7 separate regions of the Homo sapiens genome follow, and all the other regions are linked to region 1. The links are chromatin contacts, found by Hi-C or POLR2A ChIA-PET in ENCODE. All regions are on one chromosome and are shown on one strand. Each heading gives the region's core, a stretch centred on a gene start or an enhancer-like site at or near the end of the contact. The rest is flanking DNA. Distances are from core to core; before and after follow the strand shown. Region 1 holds the start of WDR47 (WD repeat domain 47). Region 2 holds the start of GNAI3 (G protein subunit alpha i3). Region 3 holds the start of ATXN7L2 (ataxin 7 like 2). Region 4 holds the start of SORT1 (sortilin 1). Region 5 holds the start of HENMT1 (HEN methyltransferase 1). Region 6 overlaps EEIG2 (EEIG family member 2). Region 7 holds the start of EEIG2 (EEIG family member 2).

Region 1 (2,700 bases), core at 126-2,625:
GTGAACCCGGGAGGCGGAGTTTGCAGTGAGTCGAGATGGCGCCACTGCACTCCAGCCTGGGCGACAGAGCGAGACTCCGTCTCAAAAAAAAAAAAAAAAAAAAAAGATTGCATTGTGTATATGTACCACATTTTCTTTATCCATTTGTCTGTTGATTGACATAGGTTGATTCTATATTTTGGCTATTGTGAATAGTACTGCAATAAGCATGGGAGTGCCAGAAATATTTTTGATGTTTATTCTCTTTACCAGACTGTTACCCCATTTTCCCCTTTTGGGAGGTCCAGCTCACTCTGGACTTTCGCCTCTGTGAGGATGATGTTCTTTTTTCTGTGAGACGGAGTCTCTCGCTCTGTCACCCAGGCCGGAGTGCAGTGGCATGATCTCGGCTCACTGCAACCTCCGTCTCCCAGGTTGAAGCGATTCTCCTGCCTCAGCCTACCAAGTAGCTGTGATTACAGGAGGCTTGCCAGCACACCCGGCTAATTTTTGTATTTTTAGTAGAGACGGGGTTTCACCATGTTGGCCAGGCTGGTCTCAAACTCCTGACCTCAGGTGATCCGCCCGCCTCGGCCTCCTAAAGTGCTGGAATTGCAGGCGTGAGCCACCGCGCCTGGCCGAGAATGATGTTCTTACAGGTTTGTGTAATTGTATTCTTCCTTATGGTTATACTTCCTGGATGCTTAATTAAGCTCGGTTGAACATCACGTATATTTGTGGAATAAGGGGCTTACAACCAACAGGAGTAGACAAAACCTGAACATATTAAATGTTAAGTAACTGAAAAATGCTTTCAAGGCAGATCAGCTTTGCAAAATGAGAAACCAGGAAGGGGACAAACAAACTACTGGAGTTTTCTGGGACGAAGTGGGACCTAGGAAAGCAGCGAAAGAAGGGTAGAAGGCAACATTAATTTCATTAACCTTTATTAATTATCGGGGAGGAGTATGAAGAGTCAATCCTAATGCGCAGTCTTCTCCATTTGCAGGCGACAATCCTGTTCGTGCTATTTTGGGACATGGGGTCACCGGCCAGCTAAGGGTCTACGTCCCTGCCACCAGTCTCACGCTATTGCCGCACCCGTTCTGCTACTCCCCCGGGCCCCTAGCCGGTCCCTCCAAGCCCGACCCCCGCCCGCCCCGCCCAGGCTTTGGTCCGCCCCGCCCAGGCTTTGGTCCGCCCCGCCCCTCCCCGCCCCAGCTTTGGGCCCGCCCCTCCACGCCCCTCCCCGCCCCGCCCCGCCCCGCCGACTCGCCCTTCGGCTCAGGCACCTGCCTGGCCGCCCCGCGCGGCGGGGTCCTGAGGCGCCTCGGGGAAGCGCGGCGATTGGCTGCCGCTCGCGGGTAGAGCTCGGCTCCCCGGCACTTGACAACCGCAGTCTGCAAGAGGCTGAGCTGAGGAGTCGCTGGGCCGGGAGGGGCGGACGTGAGAAGGACGGATTGACGAACTGATGGATTGACGCGCGGGCGGTAGGAGGGAGGACCGACGCCAAACCCAGACCGCCGCCGTCGTGCTCCTGCCGCAGCCCGGAGCCGGCCGCTTCGGGGCCCTGGCCGCCGGCCTCCCAGCCGCGTTCTCCTCCGCCGCTCCTCCGGGCTTGCCCTGGAGCCCTCAGGTGGGTGACTCCGGGAGTCGGAGGCTGGGTCGGTCCGCTGCACACCTCGGGTTGCCATGGTCACCCGTCGCCTCCTGTCACCACCTGACACGGCTCCGACCGGGCGGCCCCGAGGACTGTGTTTGCGGCCCCGGAGAGGGGTCTTTAGTGGGCTTGGGTGCCGACTGGGAGGGGGCTGGGGTCGTGGGTGAGGCCCCAGCATCGCGGGGTGAGGATCTGCGAACTGCTGGGCCCCGGTTCGAGGTCACCGGTCCTGGACCACACCTTTCCCACATTACCAGTTGGATTCTGGGGGCAGAGCGACGCCCCTCGCCCTGGCACTGAGCAGCAAGTGAGCGCGAGGTTCGTGCCCATCTCGCCGCTGCGCCGATTCTTCCTTCCTCGCCCCTTGGTCGAGCCCGTGCGAGAACTGAGGGGCGCGCTCGCGTCCCTTTCTGGGCACGCCTTGGCCCGGAGGAAGAGAGGGAGCGGCGGGGCTGGGAGCCCCGCTGGGGCCGGTTTTGGCCTTTCTCACATCAATGGTCGGGATGGGAGCAGGCCTTTGGGGATCTGGGTGTGGTCGCGGAAAGGGGCAGCGACTCGATTTAGAACTGGGATTGCGCTGGAGGGGCGCCTGCGTAGAAGAACGCAAGGTTGTGGAACTCAAAGGGTTAAACCGCTTCCCTTTATTGGGGAGAAAAATATTGGAACTCTAGCTCTGGGGCGAGGCCATGGGCAAAGGGGGCGGGGGCGGGGGGCGAGGGTAGGCCGGGGCGGCATTTGGGCTTTTGACCAGATGATTTTTCCTTCTCTGTACCCAGACGTGCAGTTAGTAACCGTGCATGGTATCTGAGGGGACCGTTTTTTTTTTTTGGCAACTTGGTTTTCTCTGCATAATGAAAGGAGAAGTCTTTGTTCCACCCAGATTCGTAGGTTGTGATCCTAATACTTATTTCTCTCTTTGTTGGAGACTCTGTAGAATGCCTCAAAAAGTTAATGGCACAGAAATGAACATGTAGGTTTAAAAAATGCTATAAATCTTTTTTTCACAGTAAATTCAAGTAGAATTTTTTTGTCTCCAGTGTTGGCATATGTTGCATTGGCAT
Region 2 (2,700 bases), core at 71-2,570, 510 kb before region 1:
TGATTTATTAGTAAGCTAATGCCAGTATTCTTTGTATGATTTACTGAGCCTCTCAAAAATTTTGAAACTCATGTTGAGTAAAATACATCCGACTGTGTTTAAAAAAAGCCAATTAAAACGACTATCAAATAACATAAACAGTAATTCCTGAAGTCAATGGTTTTGCTTTGAAGAGGCCAAAAAGGATAAAACAGCCACCAGAAGTCTACCATAGTCTTTACAGTGAATATGTCCAACTCTGTAACTTATCCTAAGGTAACTATTCCAACTACACATCATCTATAGCAACTATTCAGCATCCTCCAATGTGTAATCTCTTGTTCACTAGATCTTCTGCTACAAACCTCAAAGAAATCATTCTTTAAATTTCTTCAGCTCACACCATTTCCCATCCTTTTGTAAAAACAGAAGAAGACGTTATAAAACTTTGAAAATAAAAATGATAGGAAACGGTGGAAAAGTAGAGATGGCCTCTGCACCCAAGCTCTTTTCCTTTATACCTGATAACTTGTCATTTATCTCACCTACCTATCTTCATGTTCCTGGATAATCCAGGGTTCTTCCAACAGTTCAAATGGCTCTCTTACTAACAAATGTCAACGTCCTTATGTGACCATTCTGTTCCAGTCTCTGTACCATCCATTCAAGCCTGCTAGCTTTATCCTGCCAAAGAACCACGACGCTCCAAACTCACAAACCATTATACAAGCCCAACATATACTCTATGCCGTTCTCGTTACCAACACGCTCCAACCCAACGTAAAACCTTCCTAGTATCAACTCTTCCTTTATGAGCTTTTCCCATATTCCTACTCCCTCAACATCTACCGGCCCATACTCCCAAGTCTCTCTGCTAAACGCAATTCTAGCCCGGAGTCACACCCTCTACAGCCTAATTCCCGCAACCCCAAAACCCCACCCCCCTCATCACGCCCTCTGGGGCCTCAGCTAGGAACCCCAACACCCCGCCCCACGCCCGGCACGCCCTCCAGATCCCTTTAGGGTCCTTTCCGTCGGCCCGACCAGACCCCGTTCAGGCCTTCCAAGCGCCTAGGCTCTCCCGACCACCACTCAGTCCCCGCCTCCAGCCCCTCACCGAGTAGCAGCAGCTTCACTTCTTTGGCCGCTTTTTCCCCGTCCTCCCGTAAGTTGCGGTCGATCATCTTGCTTCGCTCCACTGCCGCCTTGTCTTCGGCGCTCAACGTGCAGCCCATGGCGGCGGCGGGAGAGGGGACACGGGCCCGGACTCACTCACACCACGGAAACTGCGGCTCGGCAGGCTGAGGCACCGTCTATTGCTGGGCGGTGGCCCTCTCCGTCAGCTCCCTTAGCGCCCAGAAGAACCGGATATCCGACGTTTACGACACTTCCGGCGACGCCCCGCAGCCTTCACCGTTTAAACCACTCTCCTCAGGGAGAGGAGTTGAGACCGAAAGCGGAAGTCACGGGGAGCTGGCGGCTGGGTTGGGCGGCGGATCTGCAGAGTTTCGAGGTTCTGTCAAGTTCGCTGCCCGCCGCCCAACTTGAAGCCTCATTTACCTTTCGGCTACCTGATTTGGATAAATGGAGAAAAACCGGGGCCTCTAACTCATAATGCCCTCCCGCGTTCAAGATGCCAGTTTTGGGGCGGAGATTTCTAAATTAAAGCCTACATCCCGCGCGGGAATATCTGCTGGTAATTTCTCGCCTGCCAGAAAACTCCTTTGATCTCTGGCTGTGGAGACTCGGGACCCCTACCCAAGTATGGGACACTGCCTCCGTTGGGGTTATCTCAGATCAATGGAATGGGAACAAGCTATCCGGCCTGGGCGCCGTTCACGTCTCACATCTGAGATCGTAACACCGACTGTGCTTAGGACCTCAGCAATAACTTTTTGCCGTCTCTGGCCCACTGACTCCTCTCAAAATGTCCCCTGGTCCTTTTGCTATTCACGTATTTCTGTGGGCTTGAGATTTGCTTAACTCCTATATTGGCAAAAGGCCACTTGAAATCGCTAGCAGATACTCGATAACCTGAAAGGTAAGCCTGTAGTTCCTCCATAAAATTTCCATGCTGCCCTTCTCTCCAGTATAATTCAGATCTTCCTACCTTAGGGTCTTAGAACTAAAACCAAGATAAGTCAACTTCAATTCCACACCCCGAAACAAACCAGTGCATCCTGTGAATCTCCTACTAAAATTTCCTGTTGCGATAACATGCAAAAGGAGAGGTTCTAGTAAAATTTGCCTCTCAGCCCTAGTATCACCTGAAACTTAAGTCCACTGTGAAAGTCCCAGGCAGATAGCATCTTTCACTAATAACCCTGGATACTGCGTGAAGGTAGTCCTAAATCAACTTTTCAGGCAAATAAGCCCACAATTACTATACGTTCTAGCGAAGGGAACTCAGTCCCTAAAACCTTTCCCTGTGATTGTAAATTTATTTCTCTAATAGAATCTGAACTTGAGAAAGTAAGGTCCCAACAGAGAGGTTTATATAGTGATGATTCATTAATTAGAAGGATTTAATTAGAGGATTAGAGCCACCTTAAAAAGCCTCGTCCACCTTAACTCTTAGCAATGCCAATTCTTCAAGGTTTGAAAAGTCCCCCAGTCATTCCCAAATGACTGTTAAGAATGAAAGGGACTGCTTTTCCATTATCAATACTTTTGGGGAAAAAGGGCAAGAGGAAAGGGAAGTAAAACCAGTATTTATTGAGT
Region 3 (2,700 bases), core at 157-2,656, 440 kb before region 1:
CTTAGCTGTGCAAAGCAGCTTTTTCCCCATCCCCCTACCTCTCTCCTCCCCCCTCCCTCCTCTACGCCCCCTCCCTGTCCCTTGGGAAAAAAAAAATCAATTCTGAGTCACCAAACCCGTCTGACTCCATTTCCGGTTCTCAATGCACCCAGACCCTGACAATGGCCCCATCTTTGCCCACCCAGCATGGGGCAGCCCCAGGGTGGCCTGGGCTCCCACTTAGGTCTGCTCTCTGATGCCCATTAACAGATATGCTCCTTTCTAGGATGAGAAGATTGTTGACAATCTTATATAATATCCAGATTATGAGGGGTCGTGGGTTAGGCACGCAAGAGACAAGGGGCAGCTCCCACTCTAAGTCCGTTAAATGCAAGTGCGGGGAATGATGGATAGAACGAAACTGGGAGTCGGATGTCTCAGAGGAGAACAAGTGTCATTAGAGACCCCTCCGTGCAGTCTCCTCCTCCACCTCTTCTCACTTGCAAACTTCTTCAGGGGCGTGATGCCTGCTGTCACCCCGAAAGGCCACGAGGCCAGGTGCTCCCTGGGGCCCAGAAGACAAAGATCAGAAGAAGGGGCTGTAGGCCCGCTCACTAAGGCACTCAGGGGCCTAGAGAAGGTGAGAGTAAGAGCAGAGAGCCAAGAGGCAGGGCAAGAGGCCTGGGAAAGGACAGTGGGTTGGAGGCATGGATGGATGGACCGAAGGATGGAGGGAGGGAGGATAGATGGATGGACGGACGAACTAACGCGGAGAGGGCGGGGGTCTAAAAGCACTGCAGCTGCAGGCAAATGCCGAAAAGGAGCAGGAGGTGTGGGGCAAAAGGCGAAGGAACAAGGGGGGTGAGGAAGGGGGCACAGAAGTGGGGTGCGTGGGAAACACGTGGAGGACTGTTGCGGACAGGGAAAGCTGGAGGCAGGTGCAGGAGGGTCGCGAGCTGAGGGGCAGCAGGCAAGGAGAAAGATAAAGGCAAGCCTATATGGGGGCAGGTATTAGCGACTGGCAGAGGCAGAGGTTGGCAGGGTGGGCTGCGAGCGGTGAGCAGGCGCTAGGACCCGGAGGCGCGAAGGTGACGGAGCGGGCGGGCACTAGGACCCGGCGGGTCCTTTGTTTGGGGGGCCGGGGAGCCGGACGGCGGCTCCAGTCGGCGGCTCCCCTCAGCTGGCGGGGGCCCGGAAGGGGGGAGGGGAGATAGTGATGGGGTCCCCGGACTTTAGGGTGGCTTTACTCACCGTCAGCCGCGGGCAGGTCGGCCCGCTCCACCCACGAGCTCCAGCTCTGTCCCGCGAAGTCATCGAGACTCGGCACCCGCCGCTCCAGAGCGGCCATTGCTGCCGCCGCGCGTTCACGCACCGCCATCACCGCCGCGGACGCGCGCCCGCCCTGGCGCCGCCGCCGCGCGGCCCCCTCCCCCTCGCCCCGTCGCGGGCACGCCTCCCCTCCTCCCCACCTGCCTTTCCAGCGCAGTCTTTGCGCAAGCGCAACACAGGTTGCCTGTTCCCCGCGCCCCCCCCCCCCCCACCCACTCACAGCCTTCTGGGAAGTGTAGTCTTGGAGCGGATGCTATTGCCTACCGAGCTTGCAGCAAGAGTCCCTCCGAAATGCACAATTGCAGGGGGAAAAGAGAAGACCAAAGCTCCAGGACCTCCTCTTCTAACCCTTATGCACACATTATTTGTGCTACCAGTCCACTCTCCCAAGCTCACTGCATCTCTCCCCAGCCCCAAACCTCTCTGCCCAGACGCCCCTCTAAGCCGTGCGTCCGCCAGCTGGCTGGCGCCCCTTCCCGGGCTGGCGGCCACGAAGCGACTCCGCTCCCCTGTAGATCGAATAGGGTAGGTGCAGGGAGGTGGGCGCTGTGAATCAGAAGGGCAAGGGGAGGGAGTCTGTAGGAGGTGCTGAAGGACACAGGGGTGGTGTGGGGGAGGGCCTCGGCTCCCGTGTCGTGCCTCCTCTGTGGGAAACCCACGCTGCCCTGATGCAGAGCAGAGGGTTGGCGTGGCGTTGTCTGGATTTGAGAGGACCTGGCCAAGCTGACCAAGATCACCTGTCATGATGACAGGATGACAGAAGGCTGTCTCCGAGCCAGAGCCAGCCCCAGAACTGGGGTGGCCCCGAGGCAGCTGGTGTTTGCAGCATCTCTGCTGATCTGTCTCTCTTCTCTTGAGAACTGCGATCGATACCCTGTACAGCCTCTTCCCAAACCCTGGCTGGACCCTGACTCCATCCATCACTTTGCCTTCTTTTTCTAATGAATACTTTCTCTGCTGGAAGGGCTGCTTCTGAAGCCTCGGCATAGGGAGATTTCTCATCAGAGCTGTCATCTTCCTTGCTAAGGTCTGGAAAGTACCTTAATCATCCATTTCTTTCATCTTCTCAGCTGATAACATTTCTTCCCACCCTCACACAATCAGACAAAAGTCTGCCTACTCCATTTCCCGCCCCCCCCCCGCCGCCATCGCATTAAAAAAGTAATACTAATCCTTTTTCCTCCTCAACCTCTCACACCTCACCCCCGACGCTTGACCCTTTAGCTAAGGGGAAAACAAGTTGGGGAGCAAGACCTCAGATTTTCTTCTCCTTTTCATCCAGGGAAGGTGTAAGTACTTCAAGAATAATCTCTGAGGGCAGGGAATCTCAACCTGAGACCCACAGATGATCCCTAGGGCATCCAGGAATCAGGTAAAAATTAAATGTTCAAT
Region 4 (2,700 bases), core at 114-2,613, 360 kb before region 1:
AAAAAGACTATTCTAGTGATTTTACTATCCTGCTCAGATGGCATTCAAAAACATTTTTCACTTCTCACGTCTTGGAAAAATTTGTAAATTCGTTAAGTCTTTTTGTTTGAAAGTTAATGTGACTGGAAATATTTTAATGTAAATATCGGGTTGGGTGCATTGTATCATTTTGCTCTACAATGACTATATCCTCATTTGGGTTTATGGCCAGTTTATAATTAAAAGTAATCTTTACTTGCTTTGAGTGTAATGACTTGCATATTTTGTATCTTTCTATTTGCTACCTTTTCTACTGAACAATTTCTAGCTTTCTGAAGGGATGGAGTCAGTAAGCTTAAGGATTCAGAACTGGTTTTACCTGTGCTACGTGTTGTAGAAGTTGTGTGTGCAGCTTCTGCGGTAAAGGGAACAGCGTAGGGGTTTTATTTTATTCATTAGAGGTGGATCGGGGTGCTAATTTAGAGGACATCACATACTGGAACCAAACTTGTCCGAAGCTCTCACTGCAGAGTTAAGGCACTTTGGTAAAATAAATGTGCATCTAGGAAATGATCATGTGTACAGTAGGCATTGGATCATTCTCTTGCCCCTCTTTTACCTGCCCCTAATGCCTAAGCTACATTCGAAGTCCTGGAAAACCTGTAAGTAATTCCGCCTTTGGCCTACCTCCCCTCAGAAGAGGAAGGTGAGAGAGGCCAAACGTATGGAAAGACTATTCTTCAGGCTTGCAGGAGTCACGGATGTCCTGATGTCTGTCTCCGTAGGATGTGGCCCACATCAGTTCGCATTCACCTTCTTGCAGCAAGGCAGCTGCTTAGCAGACAATGGGCGCTCCAGTGAGCGGGGTTTATAAAAACCCGAAGCCCCGGTTCATGATGGAGCCCCCTTTTCCAGCTGAGCAAGCTCAGGGATTTCCTGGGTAGGTTTTTCCAGGCTCTGCCTCACCGAAGGAATTTTAGGAGTGTCTCTGGGGAACAGGAGGGACGTAACCCAGCCCCAACTTGAGGGCGCTAGAGGTGCGGCAAGGGGTCGCGACGCCAGGAGCCCGGGGCTCGGCGGGAAGGTATGAGAAGCTCCTACGTGAACTCCACAAGCCGGGCCCGGGAGACGCCGGGCGAGGCGGGGTTGACCTCAGCAGTCTCTGCCCCGTTCCAGCCAATCAGTCCCGCATCTTAGCATCCGAATCCAGGACCCCCGAAGCCGGAGGCGACGCGAGCCAATGAGGAGTGGGCCGGGGAAGAGGGACAGGCGGCCAGCCTATGGGGCGGAGAGGCCCGGCCGCGCGTATCCAAGGAGCGCCGCGCTCGGCTCGGGGGTGTGGCGCGCGCCGGCGGGGGTGGGCGGGCGCGCCGGGCGGCAGGTGTCGGCGTCGGCGGCATTCGGCGGCGATGGAGCGGCCCTGGGGAGCTGCGGACGGCCTCTCGCGCTGGCCCCATGGCCTCGGCCTCCTCCTCCTCCTGCAGCTGCTGCCGCCGTCGACCCTCAGCCAGGACCGGCTGGACGCGCCGCCGCCGCCCGCTGCGCCGCTGCCGCGCTGGTCTGGCCCCATCGGGGTGAGCTGGGGGCTGCGGGCGGCCGCAGCCGGGGGCGCGTTTCCCCGCGGCGGCCGTTGGCGTCGCAGCGCGCCGGGCGAGGACGAGGAGTGCGGCCGGGTCCGGGACTTCGTCGCCAAGCTGGCCAACAACACGCACCAGGTGAGCGGGCGCCGGGCCCGGGAGCCGCTCGGGTGCGAGGTGCCGCCCGCGTGCCCCTCCCGGCCCGTGCGCCCCGCGACTCCCGGAGGAGACCCCAGCCCTGCCGCGCCCGCGTCCCCCGGGCCGCAGCCCCGAAACTGCGGCGGGCGGGCGGGCGGAGTCGGGCCCGGGCGGCCGGCGGGGCTGTGTTTTGTCATAGGGGAGGCAATCTTAGACTTCCACCGCATTCTTTTTTTTTTTTTTAAGTTGTCAAAATCTCTTGAACATCGTTTTTCGTCTGTATAAATAATCAGGACCCAGTAACGCTGTTAGGCCCCAGGAAGGTGAAGGAGTAATTAACTCTTGAGCGCTTGCAGAAGTTGGGCTGCGCAGAAGCAAAGGTGTGTCCTCTCTGGGTCAGTACTTTCCGGGTGGGAGAGGCGGGAGTTCAGGAGGCCCGAAGCAGCGATCTGGTCACCGTGTTTTAATAGTTAAGGGGACTAGCTTGGAAATGAGATGGCAATATTTATGTGATCTCTTTTACTGCTTCAGATTTGACCTTCTGTCATGGTACGGAAGTCTGACTAGCATGTCTATATCCCGTGGTGACAAGATTTTCAATAGTTAAGAAACGCATTGCACATATTCTGCTTTGAGCCAGCTCTTGGTCAAAAGACTTTCAAAATTATGGGATTTCTGTCCCTGGGGACAAGCAGCTCAACCTTTGCACACTACTGGACTGACAAAACTAATTATTAAGAAAGTCCTGGTTCCTTGCTTCAGCACAACTTGGGCATCTTTCTCCTATTTCTCTAAAATTAACAATTTAATCCTTGCTAGCCACATTTGCATAATGTATTTTCAATTCTATATATTTTCTCCCTTGCCTGTTTTCCTCTTTCAAAGAAAATGAATTGCACTTGGGGGCAGAGATGGGTGGCCAAGGCTCTGTGCCAGCACTTGTCCTTCTGTAACCGTTTTTCAGCGTCAGCCAAGCCTCAGTCTCCCTTTGGACTGCCTGGTTATC
Region 5 (2,700 bases), core at 70-2,569, 380 kb after region 1:
TCTGTCGCCCAGACTGGAGTGCAGTGGTGCAATCATAGCTCACTGCAGGCTCAGATTCCTGGGGTCAAGTGATCCTCCGGCCTCAGCCTCCCAAACAGTTGGGACCACAGGCAGGCACCACCATGCCCAGCTAATTTCTTTTTTTTTTTGGTAGAGACGGGGTCTCACACTCCGGGGCTCAAGTGATCCCCCAAAGTGCTGGGATTACAGGCGGAAGCCACGGTGCCGGGCCTTATGATTGAATTTTTGAAGCTTATTGTTAGTTATGTACTTCTTTACCTATGACACTAGACTCCCCAAAATGCCAAAAACAAGATTGGTGTAATTTATCATTGTGGTACCCTTAAGCTGTCAGCATAGTGCTTTGCATACAGCAGGCGTTAAATGTTTGAAAATACAGTTCCAATATATCATTTGTGGCATATTAATAGGCTATTAATTCAGTAGCAAAAACACCAGCTTTTGCATCTTTCAAAATATAAGTCAATCTTTTTTCCCTAAAGAAGGCAGCTTCGTCCCTCCCCTCACCCCCCTAATACTCTTCCATCATATACAGGAAAGAAAGTACTTATATATATTAAGTGGAGTCTCCAGAGGGAAGGATGGCAGGATACAATAACTTTTCCAAGAGATCAACAGTTCTATCCACAACACTCGGGGAAAACTATTTCGGGGGTCGGGTGGCGGTGGAGAGGGGGCGTTGGGAGCGGAAAGAACGTTTTTCTGAACGCAGGTGTCACTGGGCCAACTTCACCCAGCCTACATTCCTTTAAGGCCCCCGTGGACTGCTCTGGGATGAAAGCGGAGGCTGACTGGGACTCCAGCCGCCGGCCGCCTCGCGTGGAGCCTTGCTGCTCCTCTTGCCGCCTTCCGCTGGCCAGGACCGTTTTTAGGCCTTTGCCACGCCTCGGGAGCGCCACGAACTCAACAGCCGCCCAAGCCGCCTTCCGGCTCGCGGTCTGCGGACGCGCTCGGAGTTGGGGGCCTTCGCCAACAGCTGCCGTACCGTGCCGCGTCGCAGCCGCACGCTAGCGGGGTCAACGGCGCGGCAGGCGCAGGGGTCCTCGCCAAGGTTCGGAAGAGGACCTTGAAAATGGCTTCTGGGCATGCGCCACAGCGGCCGTTACGAGACGCAAAACCGACGCCTTGGAACTGAGAGCCTAGAGGGACGGAGCTCGGCGCACCATGAGGCTCCCGGGGCCCAAGGCCGACCGTGAGAGCGCACGAGGTTGGCGAGCCCCGCGGGGAGGCCGAGGCGCGGGTGCGGGCGCCGGCGTAGCCGCGGCGGTAGCGTCACGCAGCGAGGCCGTGCGTGCGCGGGCGTCAGGGCGGCGCTGAGTTGAGGACGCTGGCGGCTCCGCGACGAGCTTTGTTTTTTCGGTTGGGCATGCTGCTTACCGCAGGATGATGGAAGCGACGGCCCGTACAAAGACAGAAGCGTTGGTTTCAGTGAGCAGGGTTTCTTTTTCTTTTTCTTTTTTTTTTTTTGAGACGGAGTCTCGCTCTGTCGCCCAGGCTGGAGTGCAGTGGCGGGATCTCGGCTCACTGCAAGCTCCGCCTCCCGGGTTCATGCCATTCTCCTGCCTCAGCCTCCCAAGTAGCTGGGACTACAGGCGCCCGCCACTACGCCCGGCTAATTTTTTGTATTTTTAGTAGAGACGGGGTTTCACCGTTTTAGCCGGGATGGTCTCGATCTCCTGACCTCGTGATCCGCCCGCCTCGGCCTCCCAAAGTGCTGGGATTACAGGCGTGAGCCACCGCGCCCGGCCAGGGTTTCTTAATACAAGTTGGTGACTAACATGTTGCCTAGATTCCAGATTAAAGTCTAGTTGTTGGAGACACATGTGCAATAGAGAACTAAAATTTAAATTCAAGTTCGTGAGTGAATTGAATAGATGTTGGAGCATCTCTAGTTTATCAAGGACACTTTTTTTCCCCCTCGAAATTTCATTTTGACGATGTGTGGAAAAATTTTTGAAAAAATTTGAAGTTGAGGGTCTTAGCAATGAAATGGGCAGAACTCCTAAGATTGCTCCGTTTGTATCTAGTTGAACTATTCATGATAGTAAAGGGAAAGGATGGCTGTTTTCGCTCTTAGTAGGGTTTGACGTAGTGAAAAGTTACGCTTTCTGAGCCTGTTTGCGAATGTCTGAAAAAATACTGGATACATTCTGTGGATTAAATGGTAGTCCACATTTAATCCACAGATTGGCTATTGTGAATAATGCTATGAACTTCGGTGTATAAATATCTGTTCGAGTCCTGCTTTCGTGTTTTTTTTTTTTTTTTTGAGTACTCAGAGGTGAATTCATTATTTACTTTTAAGCGTTCTATTTAAATTATATACTGTAGTAAGGAGTAAGAAAGAGGCTTTCGTTCTTCCCTTCTGAACTAGGCAGCTATTTCTTTCAGGTATCGCTTTACAAAAACGGTTTTGTATTTATTACAGCTGAGTCAGTGCTGATTCTCTCAAATAGAGCTTGAAGGATAAATCTTCATTTTTGTTTCAACAAAACTTCGAAACAAAATGGAAGAAAATAATCTACAGGTAATGCCACCCTTCTTAGCTGCGTCTTTGACTCTTAAGAATTATCACCTGGATGTATTGTGAGATAATTGCAAACAAAATTGATCACATTTAGGTCCTAGCATTTCCCGGGGTGTTGGTTGAGGTAAACAAGGGTATACATAGATGAAAGA
Region 6 (2,700 bases), core at 15-2,514, 450 kb after region 1:
TGCGAAGTGCAGTTGTCTATTAATTACCTCATGATGTGCAAACAAAGAATCCTTAATGGAGAAGAAATCCAGAAATGATGAAGGTGGGAAAGAGTACAGCATAACACTAATCATTTGCCAAACACAGGAAACAATAAAGATTTGTTGACCAAATGAATAACTGAAGTCAGGCATGGGCCACAAATGACTGGTTCCAGCTACCAATTCTTGCCTGTGTTACTTCCTATTTGTAAATCAAGCCCTTTCCTGTGTCTAGCACCACCACAATTCAGACTCTCAATATCTCTTCCCTGAAGCATGGCAACAGCCTCCTTAATGGTCCCCGCTCAGATCTATCTTCCTCATTGCTACCAGAGAACTCTTTTTAAAATACAAACTTGATAATGTCATTTCTGTTTAAAATCCTTCACTGCTTCCTCTTATAGGATTAGGTTCAACCTCCTTAATGGGGCCTCTTTATGATTAAGCCCCTGTCTGTCTTTAGTCTTATCTCTTGACCCTTTCTTTCTGTCTTATATTGTTTGTCATTCCCATTTACTTCACACTATTTCTCATTTGCATGCCTTTGTTCATGATTTTTTCTTTCCCTTCTATTCCATCCACTCTCCTTTCAACTTCCCGCACTCACCAGTTTAATTCTAACGCATCTAGTTTTGTCATTACCTCCTCTAGAAATCTCTCTGCAACTCGGTGTCCCATATGACCAGGCCTGCCTTGGTTCCCTTCTCAGTGTCCTCTTTTCCCTACCCTAGAGCACTGTCCCCCAGGGAGGGGCAGGAAAGAGCTGGCTGCCTCCACTTCTTCCATCATTCACTCAGTCTTCAGTCTCCCAAGACAGTGTCCTCATTTCCCGTTCTCTCTGCCTTGTTTCTGGCAGAGTCTCCTATGATTGATACATTTCAAATAAACAAATATTATAAATGAATTTTTTAAATGTATGGGCTTAAAAATTGATGACTGTGTGCCCTTTCTTAATAGGAACTGAAGTAGAAAGATATGTTAAGTAATCTTTATCGTTTTGTAACATCAAAATAGCCTTGGATTCTCAAACAATCTCTCTAAAAAAAGGTTTTGTTTGTGCAACTAAGGCAATTACTCAGATTTTTTTTGTGTGTGATAATCTTTAATGTGTACACACACGCACACACACAGCTATCAGAAAGCTGTCCAAATGAAACAAACAACCAAAAAAGTAGCAAAGTTAGTTTGCGACCATTTGTTATACTGATGGGTTACCATGGAAACAAACTCAGACTACTTGGCATCTGAGACAAAAGTCACATTAGTAAATGGTTTCCGTTATGTGAGTCATTAATTTCCTATGACTTTTATACAGTTGCTTAACCACTTTCCAGAAACAAAGCAACAGAATATGATTTGTGTTGATACTGTGAAAACCCAAGTATTTCTAAGATAAAGTGATACAGCTGCTGACATAAAATAAGCAGAGGACTCAGAAGAAATGTTGCTATGGCCTTGTGTTTCAAACGAGTCAAAGAAAATCTAGAAAGTCTTTAAAAAATAAAAGTAAAATAAAAGGAAAATTATGGATCCATTTTTTTGTGACTACTGTACCAGCAAAATGCATTACTTATTCTCGAATAACTTGCATAGGTATACCCTAGGTACACATTTAAAATTATGCCATGTCTTGGTAATTCAGTATATTTTTAACTTTTTAAAAAACAGTGATAAGAAACTGCTATGAAGAATGCAAACTGTTTGCCAGATAGTATTGCATAGAGGTTAAGAGCTTAAAGGATCCAGAGCCAGGCTGCTTGTGTTCAAATCCTGCCTCTGCTCCCTGCCAACTGTCACGCTGGACACGTTCCTAACCTCTCTGCATTCTGCATTTCCTCCTCTGTGAAACAGGATGTAACAATACCTACAACTCATGGGAATTTGGGGAAACCAAATGAATTATTACACACAAGAGTTCAGAACAGTGCCTGGCTTACAGTGTATCTCAATAATAAATGTTACAAGTTATTATCAAGGATGTATATAGTCCACCTCAATTTGCCCACCAGAGTGAAATAATGGTCAAATTTATAAGGAAAGATTTTTTTCAATATTAATGAAGATTTCTACTTCTTAAAAGATACAGACTCTTGAGAAAAAAGAAACCTGTGGGAACAGAGGCAAAAATAAGTATTTTAATACTCCAAGGATAAGTCAGATCTACAAAATTGTGACACAACACTAAGGATAAATGAACATCTCATACATCAGAGATATTTTTGGCTTGGGTAAATGGGTGAAAAGAATTGGACACAAGAAGATTTTGTTTTATTTATTTCTTATTTATTCACTCACTCATTTTGCTAGTGGGATTAGGGAGTGAGGGAAATGATAATCCAGTTTTGGATATTTTGAGGTTGAGGAGCCTGTGGGTTCCCTATTTGGAAATGTCTAGGAGGCAGACAGATACACAGACCTAGAACTCAAAGGTGGTCAGGGCTGAAAATACAAATGTAAATGACAGGCTGCACATGATGGCTCAAACCTATAATCCTAGCTACTTGGGAGGCTGAGGTGGGAGGACTGCTTAAGCCTGGGAGTTTGAGGCTGCAGTGAGCCATGACTGCACCACTGTACTCCAGACTGGGTGACAAACTGAGATCTTGTCTCAAAAAAAAAAAAAAAAAAAAAAAAAGGACAAAAGACCTCAGCATGTAAATAGTCACTGAAGCTATGGGA
Region 7 (2,700 bases), core at 169-2,668, 480 kb after region 1:
GAATTTTTTTTAAGTAGAATATTTTTAGGGCAGAAATAAAGCCTAAGACCAGTATATATGGGCAAAATAACATTAACTTTTAACCCTTCTTGATCTCAGGAACTCAAAAGTTCATTTAAAAAATTGTTTTCTCTCTCTATGTATATATTTTAAAGAAAGCACCTTAGGGTACATCTGTCAACCTGTGAGTAGCTCTGAAATTACTCAAGAAACACTGCCACACCTATTATTAATGCCACACCTATTATTTAATAGCTTCATTCTGTAACCTGCTAATGCCTCTCTCTGGGAGTGCCCAGGGGCTCATTTTAAAATGAGGGCAGGGCCTGGGCTCCCCATCTGGCTCTAAGCCCTCCCACAAGGAGACCTACTAGTGGCCACTTCAAGACTAATTCATCCAGCATTAGCGCCTAACTGGAGACGCCGCTCTCTGATGAGGCACAGACCGTTGTCTCGTCTGCCAGGAGCACTTGACTCAAGTCAAGCCTGGCCAGGCCTACCCCAGCCTCAGAGTGGGTGGCCAAGTCCCCTTGTAATCTACAAGGGAGAAGGAATTGTGCTAAGCACAGGTTTCTGTTCAGAGCTGGGCTCTTGGAACTCCTGCAGTTTGGGTTATTTTAGTTTTTAACAGCTCAAGTTCTACTTTGCATTTCACAAATATGGAAATGTCTTAAGAGAAAACAGAAGCATCCTCCCTCTCTGGCCATTGCTCCCATTCCTAGAGGATTTGGGAGGGAAGAGCAGATACCAGGCACCATCTGGAGTCAGGAGCGCAGGAACCAAGGCCAGCTGAGAAGAACCCATTTGCAAAGCACTTTGCAGATCAATAAATTCGACTGATTTTAGAGCGGTCCCTAGGGAAAGGCGAGCAAATGGGCCAAGGAGAGATGCTGCCCATCCAACAAGCCCTGGCCAAGCAGAAAGGGGCGAGGCGGCGCGGGAGGCGAGTTACCTGGAGGACTCGGCGGTGAAGCTGCCGCCGTCCAGCAGCCGCATCTTGCAGAAGAGGACCCCATTGACGAAGGGCACTGAGGAGAGCTCCTCGAGCTCGAAGTCCACCTTAAACTTAAACTTCTTCTTCTTCATCATCGTGAGAGCCAGGCGCCTGCAAGCTGGGCGCACGGCCGGGCGCCGCCGCCTCAGCTTGGCCGAGCCCCGGATCAGCCCAGCCCCATGGCCGGGGCCGCGAGCTGTGCGCGGGGGCGCGGCCGGGGGGCGCCGCAGGCCGGCCGCGGCCGGGGCCGCTGCCGCCGCCTCTCGCGGCAGCCTGGGCCGGAACGCGGCGGCAGCTGCGGCGCGGACCCCGACCGCCCGCGGGGAGCGGTCGTGCTGCAGCTCGCCCGGGGAGGTGAGCGCCCTTTTGGTGCTCAGCTCGCCGCCGCCGCCGCCGCCGCCTCCGCCGCCGCTGCCGCCCGTCTGGGAGTCGGGAGAGGCGAGGCTCGAGGAACCGCCGCCTCAGCGCCTCGGGGGTCGGGGGCGCCCCCAGCGGCCGCGGCCTGCAGCGCACGGCGGGGCGGAAGCCGGAGGGAGGGCGGGGACTTTGTGGGCGGGCGCGGGCTTGGCCGCGGACTCTAACCCGCGACGGCAGTTAGCACGTCACGCCTTTCTGGGGTTAAAAAAAGACAAACCCGACAGAGAAAGCTTCCTTCTACCGCTTCCTCTCCGCCTTTCTTTTCAGTTTTTGCACCGCCTCCTTTCTCCCCCACCCCCTCCAGTGGTTTCTTTCCTTTGGGTTTGAGAGCCATGGGTTAATAGAGGCAATTAAAATCTCAGCGTTGTTTTGGTCAAATTGAAATCCTAAAACTAAAATTTCCGTTAGGTACTCTAAATTCACGAGCCTTCAAATATAAAAGGAAGATAAGGTAGGAAAAAGGAAAATGATGTGCTGAGGGACTATCAAGGGCCCAGGCACCGTACTGCTGCAGGCGCTTTCTCTGGGGTATAGCTTATCTAGTTCCTGTCACCCAGGACAAAAGATAAAAGAGCAAAGAAGCAGTTAAAATAATACCCTCCCTTTAAAAATTTGTCTGTCTATACTGAGAACTGAAATGCTTAAAATCAAATTCTGCAGGCAGTCTGGCATGGCTACGCTGTAATCCCAGCTACTCGGGAGGCTGAGGAGGGAGGTTAGCCTGAGCCGGGGAAGCGGAGCTTGCAATGATCGGAGATCGCGCCACTGCACTCTAGCCTGGGCAACAGAACAAGCCCCTGTCTTAAAAACAAAACAAAATCTTCAGAGCAGGCTTAAAAAAAAATCTCCCTAGGGGAATAACAATTACCTGCCTTCTGTAATCATGCATGTATTGTTACAATGAATGTTACAAAGTTGGTTACGTGATGTTCATGTTTTTAAACTGAGTTATTGTCATTTTCACTCAGATTCTGCCACAGTAATTCTGAAAGGGTTTAATTGAAAATATTTTCTTTCTCAGTTTACTCGTTTACTCATTCATTCATATAAAAAAATTGCTTAAAATGTCAATCATCGGCTAGACCCCATAACCAAAAGCCAATAACTGCCCTCAAGAATTTTACAATCTAGTGAGGAAGACATGTTTAGACAGGTCATTAAAAAAACACAACCTAGCACCAAGCTATGTAGAACTCAGAGAAGCAATTAATTGAAGTTAATCAGTTTTCTGAATTTCAAAGGATGAAAATGATTTGGGACAAAGTGGGGTAAGTTGTTCTAGGAGAAAT

The links. Hi-C counts contacts between places; a loop is a spot of excess contacts on that map. ChIA-PET counts read pairs that join two places held with the same protein, here RNA polymerase II (POLR2A). Pooled maps may share reads with other maps.
Region 2: a loop to region 1 is called in a pooled map, with 7 times the contacts of the local background. The contact joins the promoter of GNAI3 here to the promoter of WDR47 in region 1. A Hi-C loop is called at or near these places in 6 of 50 pooled maps. POLR2A ChIA-PET finds 5 or more read pairs at or near these places in 4 of 52 experiments (MCF 10A, activated CD4-positive, alpha-beta T cell, activated CD8-positive, alpha-beta memory T cell and 1 more).
Region 3: a map of naive thymus-derived CD4-positive, alpha-beta T cell shows a loop between it and region 1 (10-fold over the local background). The contact joins the promoter of ATXN7L2 here to the promoter of WDR47 in region 1. A Hi-C loop is called at or near these places in 2 of 168 maps with a recorded cell type or tissue (naive thymus-derived CD4-positive, alpha-beta T cell and posterior cingulate gyrus), 3 of 37 single-sample maps with no recorded cell type and 13 of 50 pooled maps. POLR2A ChIA-PET finds 5 or more read pairs at or near these places in 2 of 52 experiments (BJ and CD4-positive, alpha-beta memory T cell).
Region 4: a loop to region 1 is called in a pooled map, with 5 times the contacts of the local background. The contact joins the promoter of SORT1 here to the promoter of WDR47 in region 1. A Hi-C loop is called at or near these places in 5 of 50 pooled maps. POLR2A ChIA-PET finds 5 or more read pairs at or near these places in 3 of 52 experiments (BJ, PC-9 and T-cell).
Region 5: a map of B cell shows a loop between it and region 1 (25-fold over the local background). The contact joins the promoter of HENMT1 here to the promoter of WDR47 in region 1. A Hi-C loop is called at or near these places in 1 of 168 maps with a recorded cell type or tissue (B cell) and 6 of 50 pooled maps. POLR2A ChIA-PET finds 5 or more read pairs at or near these places in 5 of 52 experiments (CD4-positive, alpha-beta T cell, CD8-positive, alpha-beta T cell, activated CD4-positive, alpha-beta T cell and 2 more).
Region 6: a loop to region 1 is called in a pooled map, with 9 times the contacts of the local background. The contact joins the enhancer-like site here to the promoter of WDR47 in region 1. A Hi-C loop is called at or near these places in 1 of 168 maps with a recorded cell type or tissue (gastrocnemius medialis) and 4 of 50 pooled maps. POLR2A ChIA-PET finds 5 or more read pairs at or near these places in 3 of 52 experiments (A673, H1 and OCI-LY7).
Region 7: a loop to region 1 is called in a map of B cell, with 4 times the contacts of the local background. The contact joins the promoter of EEIG2 here to the promoter of WDR47 in region 1. A Hi-C loop is called at or near these places in 1 of 168 maps with a recorded cell type or tissue (B cell) and 8 of 50 pooled maps. POLR2A ChIA-PET finds 5 or more read pairs at or near these places in 2 of 52 experiments (PC-3 and activated T-cell).

The regions. Positions count from the first base shown.
Region 1 is chr1:109,040,777-109,043,476 of GRCh38, reverse strand. WDR47 (WD repeat domain 47) reads left to right here and starts at 1,375. Exons shown (of 15, transcript NM_001142551.2): 1 at 1,375-1,615. RefSeq lists a silencer at 1,178-1,727.
Region 2 is chr1:109,547,235-109,549,934 of GRCh38, reverse strand. GNAI3 (G protein subunit alpha i3) reads right to left here and starts at 1,320. Exons shown (of 9, transcript NM_006496.4): 1 at 1,097-1,320. The coding sequence starts at 1,214. GPR61 (G protein-coupled receptor 61) reads right to left here. Exons shown (of 2, transcript NM_001393907.1): 2 at 2,675-2,700. RefSeq lists enhancers at 1,034-1,203, 1,734-1,793.
Region 3 is chr1:109,482,611-109,485,310 of GRCh38, reverse strand. It overlaps ATXN7L2 (ataxin 7 like 2), which reads right to left and starts at 1,406. Exons shown (of 11, transcript NM_001350175.2): 1 at 1,231-1,406. The coding sequence starts at 1,357. RefSeq lists enhancers at 697-1,316, 1,317-1,934 and a silencer at 1,334-1,503.
Region 4 is chr1:109,396,581-109,399,280 of GRCh38, reverse strand. It overlaps SORT1 (sortilin 1), which reads left to right and starts at 1,363. Exons shown (of 20, transcript NM_002959.7): 1 at 1,363-1,694. The coding sequence starts at 1,389. PSMA5 (proteasome 20S subunit alpha 5) reads left to right here. Exons shown (of 9, transcript NM_002790.4): 9 at 1-239. RefSeq lists an enhancer at 229-1,210 and silencers at 1,237-1,366, 1,407-1,476, 1,487-1,586.
Region 5 is chr1:108,659,712-108,662,411 of GRCh38, reverse strand. It overlaps HENMT1 (HEN methyltransferase 1), which reads left to right and starts at 1,319. Exons shown (of 8, transcript NM_001102592.2): 1 at 1,319-1,449; 2 at 2,450-2,548. The coding sequence starts at 2,528. RefSeq lists enhancers at 422-1,010, 1,011-1,600 and a silencer at 1,186-1,355.
Region 6 is chr1:108,589,740-108,592,439 of GRCh38, reverse strand. All of the region lies in intron 1 of EEIG2 (EEIG family member 2), which reads right to left. Among named protein-coding and RNA genes, the nearest start is that of EEIG2, 31 kb to the right of the region's middle. Within about 2 kb of position 1,264, at least 17 of the 41 ENCODE cell types and tissues checked have a DNase peak (open chromatin) inside an H3K27ac peak, as active enhancers do; they include A673 and gastrocnemius medialis, where a contact is called at or near this core.
Region 7 is chr1:108,558,818-108,561,517 of GRCh38, reverse strand. It overlaps EEIG2 (EEIG family member 2), which reads right to left and starts at 1,418. Exons shown (of 11, transcript NM_001010883.3): 1 at 953-1,418. The coding sequence starts at 1,089. RefSeq lists enhancers at 215-264, 728-827 and a silencer at 1,218-1,757.